Linked DNA regions of Homo sapiens: region 1 is linked to region 2. Evidence: chromatin contacts called from ENCODE Hi-C or POLR2A ChIA-PET data. All regions are on one chromosome and are shown on one strand. Each heading gives the region's core, a stretch centred on a gene start or an enhancer-like site at or near the end of the contact. The rest is flanking DNA. Distances are from core to core; before and after follow the strand shown. Region 1 overlaps OSBPL10 (oxysterol binding protein like 10). Region 2 holds the start of CRTAP (cartilage associated protein).

Region 1 (5,778 bases), core at 1,308-3,807, 1.2 Mb before region 2:
TATATATCATTGCCATCACTGCTGAAGGTTCCATTGAACAGCATTACACTAGAGTATAAGCTCCCTGTGTTTACGGGGATGTGTCTATTGTGTTTTGTTTTGTTTGGTTTTGTTTTTTCCCTTTGAGACAGAGTCTCACTCTGTCGCCCAAGCTCCGTGCTGGAGTGCAGTGGCACAATCAGAGCTCACTGTAACCTTGAACTCCTGGCCTCAAAGCACAGGTATTACAGGTGTGAACCACTACCATGCCTGTTGTCTTCTATCGTATCCTCATCTGCATCCAGTGCACTGCTTTGAACACATTTTTTTTTTTAATAAATAGCCATTGAATGGTAACAGGGGGGAAAAAAAACCATTACCATGAATAAAATTTCCTCTTATTGGTGGTTTCCTGGAGTTGTTCCCTTCCACTTCGCCTCCCAACTCCTGTCCTCAAATTCTCTGGTGACCTTCAGGTGTTCATCACAGCACTATTCACAATAGCAAAGACATGGAATCAACTTAAGTGCCTGTCAATGGTGGACTGGATATATAAAATGTGGTACACATATATCATGGAATACTACCCAGCCATAAAAAAATAATCATTTCCTTTGTAGCAACATGGATACAGCTGGAGGCCATTATCCCAAGCGAATTAATGCAGGAACAGAAAACCAAATGCCGCATATTCTCACTTATATGTGTAAGCTAAACATTGGGTACTAATGGACATAATGGTGGCAACAATAAAAACTTGGGGCGACTAAAGTAGGGAAGGAGAGGGAGCAAGGGTTGAAAAACTATCGCATACCATGCTCAGTGCCTAGGTGACAGGATCATTCATACCTCAAACGTGAGCATCACTCAGTACACCCAGGTAACAAACCTGCCCGTGTACCTCCAAATCTAAAATAAAAGTTGAAAAAAAATTATCTGTAACCAACCACGCAACACCCTTTAAGAGAAATCCAGGCCGGGAGTGGTAGCTCACGCCTGTAATCCCAGCACTTTGGGAGGACGAGGTGGGCAGATCACCTGAGGTCAGGAGTTCAAGACCAGCCTGACCAATACGGCGAAACCCCGTCTCTACTAAAAAATATAAAAAATTAGCCAGGTGTGGTGGTGGGAGCCTGTAATCCCAGCTACTCGGGAGGCTGAGGCAAGAGAATCGCTTGAACCCGGGAGGTGGAGGTTGCAGTGAGCCAAGATCGCACCATTGCACTCCAGCCTGGGTGACAAGAGTGAAACTCCGTCTCAAAAAAAAAAAAAAAAAAAGAATCCAGCACTGTCTCCAGGAGGGAAATAATTAATGTACAATAAGTATGCATGTATTTATTTTGATACTGATCAAATTCTATCCAAAAGGCTATAGCACACAAACATGGATGCACTGATACTGGCTTCTACATTCTAGAACCCAAAATAAGTTAACATGCAGAAATCAATGTGCATATTTTGTACAGCTTCCTACTCACCTATTTCCCCAATTCTAAAGTCACGTAAAATGTTCCTTCTTGGTTTGTCTTCCTAATTGGGTGATTTGGCAAGTGTAGAGTGAGTGGCCACCCCACTGCCTCTAAAAACAGAGGAGTCAAGTGTAACAACAGGTTGGTTATAAGCATTATGATGCCTTTGTTCTCATGAGCAGTCAGAAGTAAAATATCTGACACCTTTTTTCATGCACCAAACCTCACTCTAAATTGACTCTTAGTCTTTTATCACCCACCCCCACAAATGATCATTTTCCACAGTCCATGGCTCACCAATGAGTAAGCTAATCAATACAGTAAAAATGTAAATGTTTGTTCCACTCAGTACTCTTAAATATTGGAGTGGACACTTTCAAAATCACCTTTCCCTGATAACATAAAAGCTCTCTAAATCCCTGATTAATTACTTCTCAGGCACCTGTTAATCTCCCTCGCTGTTTCCAATTAACAAAATCAAAACCAACAGGTTTTAACATTCTTGCCAAAAAGACCAATTGTGTTGATTCATCCACCTGGCCCTCTCCTGAAAATGGTTGCTTATCTCTGCTTTCCATCTTTAACTGTTTAATAAATGTTTTTATTGTAAGCCGGGACTCCTATTAAGATATGCAGACTAAATATATCTCTTTTGTTCTAATATTTAGATTTCAAAAAATCGATTTCAAGCCTCTCCAAAAGCATTTCTTCTAAATAATGTGAGGCTGTGCCTCCTTGCATTACTTTACTTCCCTTGTGCACATCAATAATGAGATTCCAGGAGGAGGTCAATAGGACACTGGAGAATAAGACAAGACAAAGTCGGTGTCACAGCCGGGGTTCAGCATCCCACCGGTGCCCACACTAGGCCCCACACAAGAAATTACACGACAGTTACAGCGTTCATGTGAGGTGGGGCCAAGGGCCTTGGCAAAGGAATTTCAGTGTCCAACTCCACTAGGAGTCCCAACCAAATGAGAAAGTAATTCAATCTTTACAGTCTTTATAGTGAAAAGCTATTAACGAGGTGTCTTTTGCTATGTTGTGAAAAATGAAAAGAATAAATCCTTACTGCTTGACTAGAGAAAAAAAGTACATTCAAGAGCCTCTGTTAATTTACATGATGGGTAGTTTAGCACACCTGGCTGCAGACAAGTGCAACCTATGCAAATAGGTAACCCCCAGCTGAAAGACTACAGACACCCAAACCTCCTACTCACAAGTATGCTTTGTTTTTATCAAGCAACCAGCTTTTGAGAGTCTCTCTGAACCTATTCTGGTTCTGGAGGCTGCCTGATTTAAAACACAAAAAGAGAAAAGAAACTAGCTGTTGAGATAGGAAGGAGCACCTTGGAAGGTACAAACTGATCTAGTATGCTGACAATCAATCAATCAATACCTCAAAACATGTAACCTTGACTGGACTAACGCACTCTTTTTTCCTCTTGGCTTCCAGTAGGATTACTGCACTAATTCCCAAGAGCTGCTGAAGTATGAGGCTGACTTTGCTCCTCGGTTTTGTTATCAGCCTTAGTTAAGGTGTTTGAGAGAAACAGATACTTAAAATGTGTGATTACAGTTTAAAACATCAAGGGACTCTGATTAAATCTTTAAGTGGTGCTAACAGCCTTAATAACTTTAATTTGTTAAATTTAGAAACTAAGTGAGGTTAATCAATGAATAAGTGAAACCATTTTTGACATGAAAATTACTACTTTATAAATAAAAATTTATCTACAAGTTGAGCTTAAAGTTCAAGAAATACTAGGTTTTAAAATTTACTATTTTAATAAACTAATAATTGAAAAAGAACAACTTACTATAAATATCATTCCAAACAAAAGCCCTCCTCAGTTATTAAAAACACAATGACAATTCACTTAACCTTTATGCCAGTATTTTAAACTTTCTCTTTTGCTTTAAAAAATAGTAATAATGACAAAGTTAAAAGACAGCAAGACAAGTCCCTGAAAGTGAAACAAAAACATCTAGAAGACACACACTGGAGTTGTTTTTTCTTTTCTTTTTTTTTTTTTTAAAGAGACAGGGTCTCATTCTGTTGCCCAGGCCAGAGTACAGTGGTATGATCATAGCTCACTGTAGCCTCGAACTCCTGGGCTCAAACGATCCTCCTGCCTCAGCCTCCTGAGGAGTGAGCTACCATGCCTGGCTCCAGAGCAGTTTTGTGTCTAAAGAGTTTGGAATGGAAAATCACCTCAGAAAGGAAAAGGGTTAATGAGATAGTAAGGCGGTCATCACTGGGACCACTGCTGACCAAACAGGAAACAAATGAAAGTAAGCAAGTCACTGGCCCCACTACCTCCAGCCCAAGCCTATAAGGATAGGAAAGCAAAGTCAGTGTATGGGGTAGACCAGGTGAGACCATGGCAACAGGGGCCCACATACCCCATTTCCTGTGCCATGTGGAATGCAGGCCCACTACTGCTAGACCATCTATTAATAAATCTTCCAAAAAATTTCAGACAGTGGTAATTTGTACATATTCAGATGTTTAAGGGAAAGCATTTGATTTTTAAATCATGGCAACTAGTGATGGAAAACATTTGCACAAGCAAAACAAAACACATATGCAGGCCACAAATAGCCCATCCAAAGCCCATTTGTGGTTTCGATCTACAAGATAAAGTCAAACTTCACAGCATGAGGCACTCACAGCCTGGATCTCACCTGCCTACCAACTGCCCCCAGTCACACCCTATGTCAAACATCCTGCAACTCCTGAAGATGATTCCAAATGCTGGGCTTTTGCTCATACTGTACCTTCTACCCAGAATGCCCTGCCCAGACCACCTGGAAAGATCGCCTCTTTCATGGACTGTGTCCTCCTGCCCTCAGGTAGACTCAACCACTCCTTTCTTTGCCTCTTACACAGATTTCTATCATGACCTTTATAATGCTTTAGTATTAATGTAAATAAGTCTGACATATCAAATCCACTTAGAACAGCACTCCGCAGAGGAAAAGACCAAATTTAAAACATAGATAAATTCCCTATGACTTATTTATTGCAAGTAACAGAAACTAATTTGGTTGCTTGAGGATACATCGGGGTGACTTACTGAATGAGGCTCAAGGCATCTCACAGGAGCCAAGGAAGGTGGCCAGGTCTTAGGAAGGGCTGGAGCAAAGACTGGAAATCCAACCAACAGAGAGGAAGTGTTTTCTCCCTCTGGTTCCAATCTCTGTTTTTCCAGAAATGAACATAGTGGTTTCAGTTCCCAAGATGACACCTTCTAGAATTCCAGGAATGTGCTCATCCCAACCGGCTATCTCATCAATTCAAATTTCTAAGTGAGGATCTGATTTGTCTCTTTCACCCAATCATATCACCAGAGTTAATAAACATCATTACCAAAGGTCCAGGGAGGCAGTTCACAGAGCAGGAGGAATGGCTTCCAGAATGTGCCTCCAAAACTGTTTGCTGAGTAAATAGCAATCACTATCCTGGGCTGAGGAAAACAGGAAGTACAACACAGGCACTGCAAATCTATCCACCAAATCAGGCTTTACAGGAAGACTAGAATGAAAGCACTTTTTTATTAGAGGATAATGGCACTAATAGTGCAGACTGTGAAACATGGACGTGTTGTTAAGATAATGCATTTTAGCTTTCATAACTATCTTCTACTTTATTCCAAAGAGAAGTCCAACTTTCTGTGCCCTCCAGAGGAGCAGAATAATAGAATAATGACTATGAGTTCTGACTGGCCAGCCATTGTCAGTGGGTGCTCAAGAGATTCAAGTGTAAAGAATTTAAAATGCAGAAGATGGAAAAGGTAAAACTATAAAGACATTATAAAGATCAGGGGTTGCTAGTGGTTTAGGGGAGGAAGGGAGGAATAAGCAGGTGAAGCATTGGGAATTTTTAGGATGGTGAAAATATTCTGTATGATACTGTATTGGTGGATATGTGACATGCATTTGTCAAAATTCATAGAACTGTCCAACACAAAGAGTGAACCTGGATATATGCAAATTTGAAAAGAAGAATCATTTAGGAAGTCAGGGGATCCTAGGAAAGAACCCAGCCTGTGACAAAAGAATCTAATTGTATTACAAATGTAGGAAACAACCTTACTGAAGGAGGTAGGAGAAAGAGTAACCTAAGTGACTTTGCAAGTGAGTGGCATCTGTAAGAGTAAAGGCAAAAGGAACAGCACATAAGAATTGTACTCTAGCTGATAAAGTTGCTTCCCATGGGGATGCAGGTTACCAATGCTGCTACTGCTACACATGTGTACTGGAACTAAACAATTAAGTAGATGGATGGTAGATGGTAGAGGCCAAGTGATATGGTTTGGATATCAGT
Region 2 (5,601 bases), core at 2,505-5,004:
ATATTTTAAAACTTTAGGGTCGGGCGTGGTGGCTCACACCTGTAATCCCAGCACTTTGGGAGGCCGAGGTGGATGGATCACAAGGTCAGGAGTTCAAGACCAGCCTAGCCAAGATGGTGAAACCCTGTCTATACTAAAAACTACAAAAATTAGCCAGGTGCAGGCCGGGTGCAGTGGCTCACGCATGTAATCCCAGCACTTTGGGAGGCCGAGATGGGTGGATCACTTGAGGTCAGGAGTTTGAGACCAGCCTGACCAACATGGTAAAACCCCATCTCTACTAAAAATACAAAATATTAGCCAGCTGTGGTGGCGGGCGCCCGTAATCCCAGCTACTCAGGAGGCTGAGGCAGGAGAATTGCTTGAAACTGGGAGGCAGAGGTTGCAGTGAGCCGAGATCGCACCACTGTACTCCAGCCTGGGCGACAGAGTGAGACTCAGTCTTAAAAAAAAAAAAAAAAAAATTAGCTGGGTGTGGTGGCAGGTGCCTGTAATCCCAGCTACTCGGGAAGCTGAGGCAGGAGAATCGCTTGAACCCGGGCGGTAGAGGTTGCAGTGAGCCAAGATGGCGCCACTGCACTCCAGCCTGGGCGACAGAGCGAGACTCTGTCTCAAAAAAAAAAAAACAAAAAACAAAAAACAAACAAACAAAAAAACTTTAGGCAAATGGAATCATTCTCAATGGTTCCCCCCCGCCCCCAGATTGAACTGTTATTTGTAGCTCTAATTCTTTCATTTTCCCTGCTATAATATATTCTTCTATATGCATTTACTCTCATTTTTTTTTAAATCTACTCTTCTGTTTATGGACAGGTTATTCCTGCTTTCTGCCATTAAGAACAATGTTGCGTTACCTTACTGTAGACACTTGTTAATTACAAAAGAAAACAAATGAAGTAGGGAAAACAGACATCACCTTAATAAAGTGATCAAAATTAACACAGACAAGGGGTGGGCATTGTGTTATTTAGATTTTACACCTGAGACGGATGGCACATTGCTTCTGTGGCATTCTAGCCAAAGAGCTTAATCTGAATTTAGTCATGAGCTTAATCTGAATTTAGTCATGAGCTTAATCTGAATTTAGTCATGAGGAAACATCAGGAAAACCTCAAATGAGGAACTTTTTATAAAGTTAACTGGCCTGTGTTCTTTAAAAAAAAAAAAAAAAAAAGGCCAGGCGCGGTGGCTCATGCCTGTAATCCCAGCACTTTAGGAGGCCGAGGCAGGTGGATCATGAGGTCAGGAGTTTGAGACCAGACTGACCAATACGGTGAAACCAGTCTCTACTAAAAATACAAACATTAGCCTGGCATGGTGGCACGGGCCTGTAATCTTAGCTACTCAGGAGGCTGAGGCAGGAGAATCGCTTGAACCCTGGAGGTGGAGATTGCAGTGAGCTGAGATCATGCCATTGCACTCCAGCCTCTGCAGCAGAGCGAGACTCCATCTCAAAACAAAACAAAAAACAAAAAAAAGACTTTATTTTTTAGAGTGGTTTTAGATTCATAGCGAAACTGAGCGGAAACTACAGAGTTCAAATATACTCCATGACCCTACAACATGCGCAAGCTCCCCCACTGTCAATGTCTTGCACTAGAATGGTACATTTGTTACAATCAATGAACCTACATCAACACATCGTTATCACCCAAAGTCCGGTTTACATTAGGGCTCACTCTTAGTGTTGTACATATTATGGATTTTAACAAATGTATAGCATATATCCACCATTATACTATCATATAGAATAGTTTCACTGCTCCAATAATCCTGTCCTCTACCCATTCATTCCTCCCTTTCCATAATTCTCAGCAACCACTGATCCTTTTACTGTCTCCATAGTTTTGCCTTTTCCAGAATGTCATTTGGCTGGAATCACACAGTATGTAGCCTTTTCAGTTTGGCTTCTTTCAACCAGTAATATGCATTTAAGACTTCTCCATGTCTTTTCATGGCTTGATAGCTCATTTCTTTTTGGCTTGGAATAAAATTCCATTGTGTGTATATACCACAGTTTATGTATCCACTTACCCACTGAAGGACATCTTGGTTGATTCCAAGTTATGGTAATTGTGAATAAAGTTGCTACAAACATCCATTCGCAGGTGTGTGCATAAGTTTTAACCCATTTGGGTAAATACCAAGAAGTGCAATTTCTGGATTGTATGAGTAGAGTATGCCTAGTTTTGTAAGAAACGGCCCAACTGTCTTCTAAACTGTATGTACCATTTTGCATTGCCACTATCAATGAATGAGAGTTCCTGTTGCTCCACATCCTTGTCAGCATGTGACGTTGTCAGTGTTTTGGATTTTGTAGTGGTATCTCATTGCTGTTTTGGCCTATATTTTTCAAAAATGACAACGGCATGACAAGAAAAGCCGAGGAACCAGTTTAAAGGATATGAAATAGACTAGATGTAACAGTGATCACGGATGGACTGCATCCTAAGAGAAAAAAGTGCCATGAAAGACATAATTGGAACAGCTGACATAACCGGAAATGGAACATGATTAAAGTCTTCTATCAGTATTAAATTTCCTAAATTTGATTGTCTGGTAGTTTCATTCTTAGGACATACATACTGAAAGACTAAGGGGTTGGGCACGGTGGCTCACGCCTGTAATCCCAGCACTTTGGGAGGCAGAGGCAGGTAGATCACCTAAGGTCAGGAGTTCAAGAACAGCCTGGCCAACATGGCAAAACCTCATCTCTAGTAAAAAATAGAAAAATTAGCCAGGTATGGTGGTGTGTGCCTATGATCCCAGCTACTCGGGAGGCTAAGGCAGGGAGAATTGCTTGAACCCGGGAGGCGGAGGTTGCAGTGAGCCGAGATCGCGCCACTGCACTCCAGCCTGGGTGACAGGGCGAGACTCCGTCTCAAAAAAAAAAAAAGGAAAAAAAAAAAGAAAAAAAAAAGACTAACGGACAGTGGGCCTGATACATGCAACCTATCTCAAATGAGTCAGAAAAAAATGTAAAGATAGAAATGTGGTATAACGTTAGCAACTTGTGAATCTTGATGAAGGGTATATAGGAACTTTTTGTACTGTTTTTGCAGCTTTCTTGTAAATTATTTCAAGATTTAAAAGTTTAAAGATTTTTTAAAAGTGCTGCCATTAACATTCCATCCATATTTTTTGATGCACACGCGCAAGCTTCTCCAGCATATTCCACCGAATGGTGTTGCAGATTCATAAGGTGTGCACATCTTCAACCTGACTAGCTATACAGTTTACAAAGTGCTGACATCCTTATTAATTTTATTTTTGCACTGTCTTTTTCTCTCACTAAAATTTAAGGTTGGGCAGTGCTATTAAAAGTGCGGCCCTTGGGCCCGCAGCATTAGCCTCATCAGGGTGCTGGTTAAACACACAAATCGTCAGACCTCCACCCCAGACTTTCTGAATCAGAAACTCTGGGGGCACAGCCCAGGAATCTTCGTTTTCACAAACCTCCAAACGAATATAAAGATCGTAGATTATATAGACCGTAGGGCCGATGTATATAATCTATTAGGGCCGCGTCGGCCTTGCAGGCGGGTCTCCAAGTGAATGAGCGGCAGAGTCCCATCATGCGCATCAGCCTGCGTGAACCAGTGCGCAGCGCGCCTTTCCCGGGCACCCTCTAGGTGCTGGCAGCTGGCGCCCAGATCCCCCGGCTGGGTGGGGAGGGGCGGCCGGACGGGGCGGGCCGGAGGCTGGCGTCCCCGCCCCGAAAGCACTGGGCCCGCCGCGTCGCACCGTCCTCTTTCCTTTCCTTCTCCCTCCCCTTTTCCCTTCCTTCGTCCCTTCCTTCCTTCCTTTCGCCGGGCGCGATGGAGCCGGGGCGCCGGGGGGCCGCGGCGCTGCTAGCGCTGCTGTGCGTGGCCTGCGCGCTGCGCGCCGGGCGCGCCCAATACGAACGCTACAGCTTCCGCAGCTTCCCACGGGACGAGCTGATGCCGCTCGAGTCGGCCTACCGGCACGCGCTGGACAAGTACAGCGGCGAGCACTGGGCCGAGAGCGTGGGCTACCTGGAGATCAGCCTGCGGCTGCACCGCTTGCTGCGCGACAGCGAGGCCTTCTGCCACCGCAACTGCAGCGCCGCGCCGCAGCCCGAGCCCGCCGCCGGCCTCGCCAGCTATCCCGAGCTGCGCCTCTTCGGGGGCCTGCTGCGCCGCGCGCACTGCCTCAAGCGCTGCAAGCAGGGCCTGCCAGCCTTCCGCCAGTCCCAGCCCAGCCGCGAGGTGCTGGCGGACTTCCAGCGCCGCGAGCCCTACAAGTTCCTGCAGTTCGCTTACTTCAAGGCAAGTCCGCCTCGCCCCGTCCCAGGCCCCGGCCCCGCCCCTGACCCAGCCTCCAGGCCCTAGCCCCGCCCCTGCGCCCGGGGCCGCGTTGCCCCTCCAGTTCTAGACCTGGCTCCCTCCCATCCAGCCCTGCCAAAGGTCTCCTCCAAGTCCTGTCTCCTTCTTCATCTCAACTAGAGATGAAAATGCCTTTCTTGAAGGGTAACTCTAAGGTAGAGAATACGTACACAGAACGCAGTACAGCGCCAGGCACCCAACAAAGTGCCTGATAAATGTTCTCTGTTATTTGAGGGCAGACGCCTCTTTTCTGTATATACCATTAAAGTCGCCTTTTTTCTCAAGTGAGCGGTGACTTGCGATAATAAAGCAGAAGACCTGAGGAGCCGACAAGTACCTTTTATTTTTATTTTTTGTTGAGACAGGGTCTCACAGTCGCCCAGGCTGGAGTGCAGAGGCGCTATCATGGCTCACTGCAGCCTTGACCTCCTCAGGCTCAGGTGATCCTCCACCTCAGCCTCCTGAGTAGCTGGGATTATAGGCGCGCGCCACCACACCTAGCTAATTTTTTGGTATTTTCTGTAGAGACAGAGTTTCGCCACGTTGCCCAGGCTGATCTCGAACTCCCGGACTCAAGTGATCCTCCCACCTCGCCTCCCAGAGTTCTGGGATTACAGTCGTGAGCCATTGCACCCAGCTGACTAGTTCCTTTTAAAGAGGATGAAATTGAGGCCAGGGAAGGGCAGGGACTCCTTGCAAGGACACATCCCTGCTTAAAGGGGAACTCGTGCACCGTGAGTCATCAGGATTGGCCCTCTCCGCTGTTTCTCTCTTTCATCTAGAATTTAACACAGTTCACTGCCTCCTTTTAATGGCTGCTTAAGTTCTCTCTGTGATTGCTGGCTAAAAATAGCCACAAATTGCAGTTCTCTATCCTATGGGTTCTCACTCCGAGGACCCACAAGTTTTAAGAATGGTTAGATTCCCTGTCACTAGATAAAGAGGCTCTAGCTTGGTGGGTCCTCACAGGGTTTGGCTAAAAGAGCCCTCTCAAAGCCCAGTTTCTACTTTCTCTGAGAAAGATTTTAAAAGGAATATATTGTGTTTTTTAAAATTACTACAAAAATAGATTCATGGCATATCCTAGACTCTTGAGGTAGAAGGTTTTTGTTTTTAAACTTTGTTTTCAGTTTCTGGACTGCAAGATCTGTTTTTTCAGATTTCCACCGAGACAGAGCCACGTGTATATTGTATTTATATGAGCAATAAAATAACACAAAACCCCAAAGAGGGGAAAAGCTGGGTTACTTCTATA

What was found. A loop is a pair of places that touch in the nucleus more often than their neighbours do. ChIA-PET counts read pairs that join two places held with the same protein, here RNA polymerase II (POLR2A). Pooled maps may share reads with other maps.
Region 1: a loop to region 2 is called in a pooled map, with 5 times the contacts of the local background. The contact joins the enhancer-like site here to the promoter of CRTAP in region 2. A Hi-C loop is called at or near these places in 1 of 50 pooled maps. POLR2A ChIA-PET finds 5 or more read pairs at or near these places in 2 of 52 experiments (GM10248 and activated T-cell).

The regions. Positions count from the first base shown.
Region 1 is chr3:31,914,859-31,920,636 of GRCh38, forward strand. All of the region lies in intron 1 of OSBPL10 (oxysterol binding protein like 10), which reads right to left. Among named protein-coding and RNA genes, the nearest start is that of OSBPL10, 64 kb to the right of the region's middle. Within about 2 kb of position 2,558, at least 2 of the 41 ENCODE cell types and tissues checked have a DNase peak (open chromatin) inside an H3K27ac peak, as active enhancers do.
Region 2 is chr3:33,110,260-33,115,860 of GRCh38, forward strand. CRTAP (cartilage associated protein) reads left to right here and starts at 3,755. Exons shown (of 7, transcript NM_006371.5): 1 at 3,755-4,289. The coding sequence starts at 3,819. RefSeq lists enhancers at 1,376-1,585, 4,466-5,457 and silencers at 3,585-3,884, 4,325-4,514.